Regions from separate parts of the Homo sapiens genome. Here all the other regions are linked to region 1. Evidence: chromatin contacts called from ENCODE Hi-C or POLR2A ChIA-PET data. All regions are on one chromosome and are shown on one strand. The core of a region is the stretch at or near the end of the contact, and the rest is flanking DNA. Distances in the headings are between cores, read along the strand shown. Region 1 holds the start of CLN6 (CLN6 transmembrane ER protein). Region 2 holds the start of GLCE (glucuronic acid epimerase). Region 3 overlaps ANP32A (acidic nuclear phosphoprotein 32 family member A).

Region 1 (2,893 bases), core at 158-2,657:
AAATAAATCCAATAAACATCTCCCAAGAAGAAAGACAGGAAAGAAAATAGAATGGAAATAGGCATAGCTCAGACCCCTCATGGTCTGGGAAGCAGACCAAGGATACTGGGCAGGGGAATGGCACATTGCATTTGCATCTGAGGCACATCCCTTCCAAGAGGCACATCCCTTCTGCAGCGGCTTGAGGGCTGGGTGAGAGGAGACAGGACTGGAGACCTGCACATGTCGTGTGCGCCTGGTGTAGCACGGGGGTGGTGGGGAGAATGGGAGTTGGTTGCAGTTGTTCTAGTTAGCGGCCTGGGCTGCTGACAGTGACCGTGGGGAGGAGAGAGTTTGTGACATTGACAGTGGTGTGGAAGGTAACCTTTCTGTGGAGGGAAACCTCAGGTCTCGAGACGGGCTATTGTAAATAACTTAGTCCACCAGTGCTGGGCTCTCTGCTAAGAGTTTCATATAGTCATCACAACTCCAATGTAGTAGATGCAATAGGCATCTTCTTGTTACAGATGAGTAAACTGAAGCTGTGAGGGGTTGAGCCATTTGCCCGCATCACAGCTAGTTCAAAGTGGTACCACTAATGAAGTCCTGGCAATCTGCCCTGCAGGCTGTTCTCAGGTTTGACCTTTGGTTCTGTTTTTCACTTGAGGATGCTGTCCCCTTAGGTTCTGTCTGTCTTGTATGCTCCGGTGACTCACGAGCCTGTCCACTGGGTTCCCAGGTCTCGCCTCAGCTTCAGACCACCGGTCCAACAGCCTTCCTGACCCACCTCAAGCTTAATGCGTTCAAAGATGAATCTTTATTTACACGAAATCTGCTCTAGCCCACTTCCCGGGGGGTGCCTCCACTATCCACCCAGGGGCAGAATCCGGCCACTGCCTGAACTCTTCTCCCCTCACCCCCCACATCCAGAGTCCCAGTCACCATACCTCTCACACGACTCTAGATGTCACCAACTCGCTCCTTCCCACTGTCACCGCCAGCCCCTCACTAGAACATCTGCAACCCACGTGCTGCACCACGCGGGTGCTACACGTGCAGGTCTCCAGTCCTGCCTCCTCTCCTCCACCCGTAAGAACAAGGGAAATCCCACAGAACCCTCTGCCCCGGGGAGCATTTAAATCAGCTTAGTCTATCTCCAGGTCGCTACCCCGCCCCAGCCCAACACCCAGGCCTCAGTCACCCTAGACAGAGATTCCCGTACCCAGGCAGGCAAGGGACCCTAACACATCCCAGCCCGCTGGTGGTCACGCGCGCAGCCCGGACAGGCCAGCAGCCCCCGCCCCGCGAGGACGCCACACTCGCAGCGCCCGGCCCTCCCCTAGCGGAGCCCGCCCCGTCTCCCTCCGCCCCGCCTCCCTCCGCTCCGCTCCGCTCCGCTCCGCCCCGCCCCGGGTCCGCAGCCCCGCCTGTTCCTCCCGAGGGCCGCGCGCTCTCGCCGGCCCGCCCCGAACCGCCCCGCGCTGGGAATTTGCGGCGGCCTCCGCCGGGGCAGCCGAGCTGAACCGGTCTCTTCCTCGGAAAGGCAGGGCCGAGGGGCCTGCGGGGCAGCCATGGAGGCGACGCGGAGGCGGCAGCACCTGGGAGCGACGGGCGGCCCAGGCGCGCAGCTGGGCGCCTCCTTCCTGCAGGCCAGGTGGGCGCGCGCCGGGGTGAGAGGGCGGGCTAGGCGCCTGTGCGCTGGGGCCTCGGGACCCGCCACGTGACGCTCCTAGGGCTGCCGGGCGGGAACCTCGTGTGCGGCGCTGGCCGGGGCGGAGCGGAGCGCGGGGGGCTTGGAGGCGCGCTACCGTGGCGGCGGTGCCCCCGCGTTTCCTTCTCTGTCTGGGGAGCCTGGGGCCCAGCGGGGCTCGGCCTCCCCGCTTCGCCGTTGCTCGGGTGGGAGGAGCGCCCGCCCGAAGTTTGGGGTTTTCCTCCCTTCCCGCGTTCCAGCGACCCGGGCTGGCGCCGGGACAGCCGCTGCGCTGGGAGAGCTCCCCAGGGCGGTGGGTACACACACCTCGTCACTCGGACCCCCAACTTATCCGCAAGTTCCGGGCGCCACCTCCGCGTTCTCGGGGTCCCTCCAGCCCTGAGTAGGACTTGATTCTGTCATTTATCAGGAGGCTGTCTGCTTGACCTGGGGCACCCAAGAATGTGCGAATGTAATGGAAGAGACAGCGGGGAAGGGCGGAAGCTGCCGTCCAGAGAATGAATGAGGAGCCCTTCTCAGTTTTTGGTTTATCTCGTTGGGCGAGCAGAGCTCCATTCTACCTTCGTCCCGTTTTACTGACCAGAAACATTCACTGCATTCAGCAGGCATTCTTTAAGCGCCTGTGGTATGCCCAGCGCTGTGCCAGGCAGTAAGGGGGTAGGCAGGGTGAAGGTGGGAGAGGCTTACGGTCCTGTAGGGATCAGGAGAGACAGAGCCCAAGTGGGAGTGAGCGGTCATCTTGGAGGGCTTCATGGAGGAAGTGGCACTTGAGCTGAGTCTCAGAGGACTTGGTAGGGGACCCAGGGAAGACAGGCTGTTCCATCCAGGGAAACAGTGGGGAAGGGCAAGGAGTTTAGTGGTGCTGGAGCTTTCCGGCTGTAAAAGAAAGTGACAGGAGGATGCAGACTGATTGTGAAGGGCCTTTAATTGCAGCAAGTCTAGGACTCGAGTTGAGGACCTAGATTGCAAAACTTAGGGGTAGGCGCACTGCCGTGACCGTGAGTGCCGCCTCAAATGTTGGGCCTTGGAGGCCTTGCTTGTCTCACCCTAGTTCCTGTCCTAGGTGACAGGTTAAGGACACAGTCTTTATCCCATAGGCACTGGGGAGTCGTGAGAAGTTTCTGAGCACTAGCATGCGCAAAGTCCTTGTTAGGAAGTTTTTGGTACGACCTGGATGAAGGGAGAAGTCTGAGCGCTTGGGCT
Region 2 (2,893 bases), core at 216-2,715, 930 kb before region 1:
TGGAGGCTGAATTTGACGTTATCCCTCTCTACAAATGCTTTTCAAAGGACAGAAAGAAGCCAGACAGAACACGCTTCCCTGCACTATCCGACTCTGCCTAACATTCACTCAGGCAAGACTTCAGAACAGATCTAATCATGCAGGATGAGCAAAGCAGACCACCACCTAGGAAAGCAAGCCAAAATCAGTCTTCCCCACCCTCAACAGATTCCAGTTGCTCAGGAGCTGTATCCACGCTCAACCTGCGGACACCGGCCTCCTAAAGAACCTGCAGACCAAACGCCCACCTAAGGTGCTGCCACTCTAGCTCCCGGAGCTCCAGCGAGACCAGCGCGCCCCCACAGGGATCCCGGGGCAGAGAAAAGAAAACTGCAGAACAAACGCACTGCTTCTTCAACTAGGCAACAACACCGATCAATCCTCCAACTAAGCATTGAGTAAATCTCATCCAGAGAGAAGGAGACCTGAACAAAAACGTTTCAGGATGCTGCCCAGCCTGCGCGGTAGCACCAAAGCCCTCTCCCGCCCTCAGCGGACCCAGCGCCTGCGGAGCCGCGCCCACCCCGAGAGACTGCCCGGGGGCCAGCTAACTCGCCCCGTCGCCCCCAAAAGACTGGAGACCATGCCAAGTTACCGCCCCGCTCCGGGCAAAGCAGAAACCCCGGCCAGACGCTGGTCGCCGCTACACACCCTCAGCCCCCAACAACCCCCCAAGGCGGCCCCGGCCCCAGCGGAACGGATACATCGCTCTCTCACCCGGAGACACCGATGAACAGACCCCTCTCCCCAGAACCCGGACACACTGCTTCTTCATCCCAGCAATGCGAAACGGACGCCCACGCCCGCTCAAAGAACCCCCAAGACCCCGATGATCTGCCTCCAGAGACAAGGTTTACACCGGTGTAAACCTTGCTAAACTGCATTCTCTGCCCCAAAGAGCTCGGGACCCGGGTAAAAAGACCCCTTGTCCCGGAACCCCGCTACACCACCTCCAAGAAGCTCAAGACCCTGATAAATCTCCCTCGACGTCAAAGACCTAGGACCCCGTGTGCCGCCACCCACCCCTACCCCAAGCCGGAAGAGCCCCCAGGATCCCTAATACATTGCCCCCTCACCTCGGGAGCTCCGGCACCCGCTACACCGCCCTTGGGCGCCCGCGCCCGGATCCCACTGCACCGCCTCCTCGCCCCCCGGACTCCCAAACCCCGCCAAGCCTCGCGCCCACCAGGCAGCGCCGCGCAGCCCCCAGAGCCGCCCCCGTCAGGAGCCCGCCTGCTCCGGCTGCTCCGTGTCCCCGCTCCCCGACCGCTCCTCAGCGGAGACGCGCTCCGGGCTTTCTAACCTGAGCAGCGTCGGAGGGCGAGCAGACACGGGAGCCCTGAGGAAGAGAAGGAGACAGCAGAGAAGGGGTGGCTCAGGCCTGCGGTGCCGCAGCTCCAGCCTCTCGGCAAGGAAGCGCTTGTGTGAGGAGAGCCCTCCCGCTCCGCGCGCAGCCGGGAGACCGAGCCACCGCCGTGCCCGCAGCTCTTCCCGCGAGATCCCAGCCACGGCAAGGGGCGGGGCCACGGCGGGGGGCGGTAGCGGCAGCTCCTCGAGTGACAGTCCTGGCAGCCTGTCGGCTGCAGGACGGGCGGCAGGACTCGGAGTCTACTACGACCAATTGTAAAAAAGGAAAGGTGATTCTCCCCGCCCCTTCTCCGCCCCTCTTCTTCTCCGCTCCTCCTTAATAAACTGTGAGCAAAGGTAGTAGTGACCAGAAGTAGTAGGAGGCAGTGGACTTTCGCGGTAAGGTAGCTCGAATGACGTGACGTGCTTGGCTTGTGTGTGGTCCTGCTAGGCCGCCGTAGATACACCTGGTTTGGGGAAGAGGCTGGTCTTCACACCGGTGTAAACCGAGGTGCGGTTACCCTTGGTTACAGCGCTGCCCGAAGTGCGCTGGGGATTCCCATCTTCCAGGTTGAAGGCCCACCCACTCCGGTTACCCGCGTCTAAACCTCCATTTAATTCCTTTCCCCGATTTGGGCCTCTCCTCCCTCTCCACCTCAAACAGGGCACCATTGTTAAGATGCCCATGTTTTCCAAACCCCAACCCAGGACATCTGGTCTGACAAAGAACTCGTCTGATGACTGTATTTATTTCTACATACAGCCTTCCAGAAGAATGAAAAGCAAATCTCGAGTTACCAACATAACAAATTCCAAAATTAATGAAAAGTCGTACCTTTATAGACCCCAGTGCCCAGTAGTATTTGGCACACCCAGGGCACTGAATAATGTGAAAGGAATGAATTAAGACTGTTAAATATATGCAAATCTCGAGTTACCAACATAACAAATTCCAACATTACATGAAAAGTCGTACCTTTGTAGACCCCAGTGCCCAGTAGTATTTGGCACACCCAGGGCACTGAATAAGGTGAAAGGAATGAATTAAGACTGTTATACTTAAATATATTAAATCTGGACCTGGCCCCAGAAAATTCGGCTTTCCTAGCCTTTCCTCTATAATGTGAGCCAGTGGCTTCACCCTTAAATCCAGGCTCTTCATTATTATGCCTATCCTGTACCTTCATTCATCTTACCCTCTTCACTCCCTCACCCACAGCAAGAAGTGCCCTTTCTCCTCAAGGTTAAATCTTGCACCTGTGCCCTGGATCCCAGCCATTCCCAGATTTTATTCAGCTATTCTTTCTTTCCCCATTATTAATTTCTTCCTCTAACCTAAATCTTTCTCCCACAAACATAGTCTCGCCCATCCTTTGAACAGAACAAAGCCACCCAATCTCTTCCACCCAAACTACCTTCTCCTTTCTCCTAGGAATCACACTTCTTGGGAAACATTATATTTGCTGCTGAGCACTGTGGCTCATGCCTGTAATCCCAGCACCTTGGG
Region 3 (2,893 bases), core at 134-2,633, 570 kb before region 1:
TCAGGCTCAAAGTGTATGTACCGAGAGAATTTTGAAACTAGAGGGACCTTATTTCTGCACTCAGGCTCTATTGTCCAGTGTATGGACTAGAGGACTAGGAGAAGCCCAGAGAGTGGTAGTGACTTCCCGAAGGTCACACAGCAAGTTAGCGGCAAGGCGGACCAAAGCCCAGGTCATCAGAGTGCCTGACAAGCATTCTGTGCACTACACCTTGGTGCATCTTGGCCCCTTTTCCTTCTCTTCCCTGGTTACTGTTCACACACCACCTGCTGGGACTCTGCTTCCAGTGCCTACCTCTTCAGTCCTCCAGCACCTACCTCTTCAGTCTTCCAGCATCCACTGAAGGTAGGAGGGGAACAACCATGTAGAAAGAGTCGAGTCTGCGGCTGGGTGTGGTGGCTCATGCCTGTAATCCCAACACTTTGGGAGGTGGAGACAGGTGGATCACATGAGGTCAGGAGTTCAAGACCAGCCTGGCCAACATGGTGAAACCCCGTCTCTACTGAACATACAAAATTAGCCAGGTGTGATGGTGGGCGCCTGTAATCCCAGCACTTTGGGAGGCGGAGGCAGGTGGATCACATGAGGTCAGGAGTTGAAGACCAGCCTGACCAACATGGTGAAACCCTGTCTCTCCTGAAAATACAAAATCAGCCAGACGTGGTGGTGGGCGCCTGTAATTCCAGCTACTTGAGAAGCTGAGGCAAGAGAATCGCTTGAATCTGGGTGGCAGAGGTTGCAGTGAGCCGAGATCACGCCACTGCACGCCAGCTTAGGTGACAAGAACGAAACTGTCTCAAAATAAAAAGAGTTGAGTCTGTAAGATTTTCACTGGGTCGTGTACCCTGCCAGTTCTAAAACCTTCATCTCCCCTTTTCCACACTGCAGCTCCCATCCCCCAGCAAAGCTAGACCCAAAACCCCTCCTTCCCTTCTTCAGACCCCAAAACAGTTCCTGCTCCTCTGTGAACACTTTTAAGAGCTATACACGCTCTTAAACCAGACAGGCCTGGGCTAGAGGCTGGGCAGTCAGGGAAGGCTTCCTGCGGGAGGTAGAACTGACAGGTCCTTGATGTGGAGTCTATACCAGCTGGAAGGTAGGAAGGAGGTTTAAGGGGGAGGAAGCAAAGGAACAATATCAGGGAGGGGCCCAGCTAGGATTCACCAGCTAAACAGGCCCATTTGGCAAGCCCAAAACTCAGGTCCTGCAGCCACCCCAGCCTGCGGAGTACTGCCCTGAGTCTGTGTTTCTGGCTGGAGGAACATCTGCGGTGGAACCAGCTCCTCTGCTTTGGTGAAGCAGAAACCCAAGTCCCTCTCACACCCGCGGGAGGAGACAGAGGAAGCCGGTTCCAGGCGGTGCAGGAGCAAGTCACAGGGTTTATGTTAATGCGGGCCCTCCCCGCGCCGGCGGCTTAGCCTATGAGCCGGGGCCCTGGCAGACAGCTTAATTACCGCTGCAGCGCGCCTCAGCTTGTGTTCCTTGGCTCCCTAAAATAATAAGGATGGCGTCACCGACTTCCCCGGGCCATGTGCTCCCCGCCTGCCTTCAGAGCTCTATTGTAGGAAACAAACAACAAAAAAAATCAGAGACGTGGATGCTTTTTTCTTGGGGAGATTTTTTGTTTGTTTTAAAGTAATAGGGGACTCTGCCCCTAGTTAAGGTTTTAAAAGATCTTCTAGAGGTGTGGAGATCTGGGTCTACTACTGTTGAGGCTGCAGAATAGCCTCCTGTTAGCAGAAACTTGAAAGCTACACGAGTGATCTGTTAATTCCATGGTCTTCCACTGGGGATGTGAGTTCTGATGCCTGGTGGTGGTGTGTGCTGCAGGGAAACGAATCGCCCAGCTCACAGTGACTCTGGCCCCAACTTTGGACCTTGCTTCTTCCTCTGAAAAAAGAGAACTGACCTACACCAGAGTTTTGCAGACTGTAGGTCACGTTACACATATTTTGTTCTAAGTAACATAAGAAAGTAATTGCAAGTGTTAAGTTTTGTTTTCAGTTGTGTATGCCTATACACACACAAAAACGTGTGTACTGAGCCACGGTGTAAAATGTAGAAAGCCACTGGCCTAGGAGATCCCTAAGGCCCTTCTAGCTTTCAAAATGTCTAACTTTTCTGTCAGAGCTTTCACTTTTCCCCAACATGGAACCTGACTGATTTCTGCAGGTTTTGCCACACTGGCTGTTCAGCAAAACCATCGATTTTATGGTTAAAACAACAAAATCACAAGCATCTATCACCCCAGTCTAAAACCTTGGTGTCTCAGACAGTTTGGCCTTCTAGCTGAAATGGGATCTGCAACAGGGGATGGCCCATTTAAAAGCTGACCTATTTAAAACCCACGAGCACCAAAAAACACAGGGTCAATTTGATATGAGTCTTCTCTTGTGTGCAAAGACTGGAACCTGAAAACCAAATTAGTCAGGGACTGACAAGGTTGAAACCAAAGCTACAAATATGTATTGAATTCTTGCTCCGTGAAGGAAAAGAAAATCAAGGGTGGTCAGGGTTAGTGTGAAAAACAAAACAAGGTGTGGATGTAAAAATCCAAAGGGGTCGGTTTTAAGCACACCATTCCTGGTTCCCCAACAGGTTAAGAGGCCTCGTATTTACTATAAGGAAGCCGTACAGACAGCTTAGTTGACTCAAATCTGCTAACCTGCCCTTCGTTTCCATTCTTGTGCCTTGACTGTACGCAACAGTAAAGATAGCCATGGAAAAAGGGGAAGGCAAGTGGCTTTTTCCAAGCTGGGGATGCTCCAAGTACATTCTTATTTAATCCAACCCTAGGTGATGGACATTATAGTCACTAAAGGAAACGGAAGCTCAGAAAGGTAAGCTGGGCTAAAAAGAAGAAAAATTGAACTTGAGCCAGTTCTCTCGGACT

What was found. Hi-C counts contacts between places; a loop is a spot of excess contacts on that map. ChIA-PET counts read pairs that join two places held with the same protein, here RNA polymerase II (POLR2A). Pooled maps may share reads with other maps.
Region 2: a map of naive thymus-derived CD4-positive, alpha-beta T cell shows a loop between it and region 1 (10-fold over the local background). The contact joins the promoter of GLCE here to the promoter of CLN6 in region 1. A Hi-C loop is called at or near these places in 1 of 168 maps with a recorded cell type or tissue (naive thymus-derived CD4-positive, alpha-beta T cell) and 6 of 50 pooled maps. POLR2A ChIA-PET finds 5 or more read pairs at or near these places in 1 of 52 experiments (activated T-cell).
Region 3: a map with no recorded cell type shows a loop between it and region 1 (5-fold over the local background). The contact joins the enhancer-like site here to the promoter of CLN6 in region 1. A Hi-C loop is called at or near these places in 2 of 37 single-sample maps with no recorded cell type and 3 of 50 pooled maps. POLR2A ChIA-PET finds 5 or more read pairs at or near these places in 1 of 52 experiments (WTC11).

What each region holds. Positions count from the first base shown.
Region 1 is chr15:68,228,242-68,231,134 of GRCh38, reverse strand. CLN6 (CLN6 transmembrane ER protein) reads left to right here and starts at 1,407. Exons shown (of 7, transcript NM_017882.3): 1 at 1,407-1,633. The coding sequence starts at 1,551. RefSeq lists enhancers at 663-712, 1,943-2,022, 2,053-2,122 and silencers at 1,364-1,543, 1,313-1,902.
Region 2 is chr15:69,159,207-69,162,099 of GRCh38, reverse strand. It overlaps GLCE (glucuronic acid epimerase), which reads right to left and starts at 1,465. Exons shown (of 5, transcript NM_015554.3): 1 at 1,343-1,465. It also overlaps the pseudogene LOC100421574. RefSeq lists silencers at 1,086-1,195, 1,396-1,605 and an enhancer at 1,303-1,803.
Region 3 is chr15:68,794,006-68,796,898 of GRCh38, reverse strand. All of the region lies in intron 1 of ANP32A (acidic nuclear phosphoprotein 32 family member A), which reads left to right. Among named protein-coding and RNA genes, the nearest start is that of MIR4312, 6.5 kb to the left of the region's middle. RefSeq lists enhancers at 1,107-1,679, 1,505-1,754, 2,105-2,314. Within about 2 kb of position 1,383, at least 30 of the 41 ENCODE cell types and tissues checked have a DNase peak (open chromatin) inside an H3K27ac peak, as active enhancers do.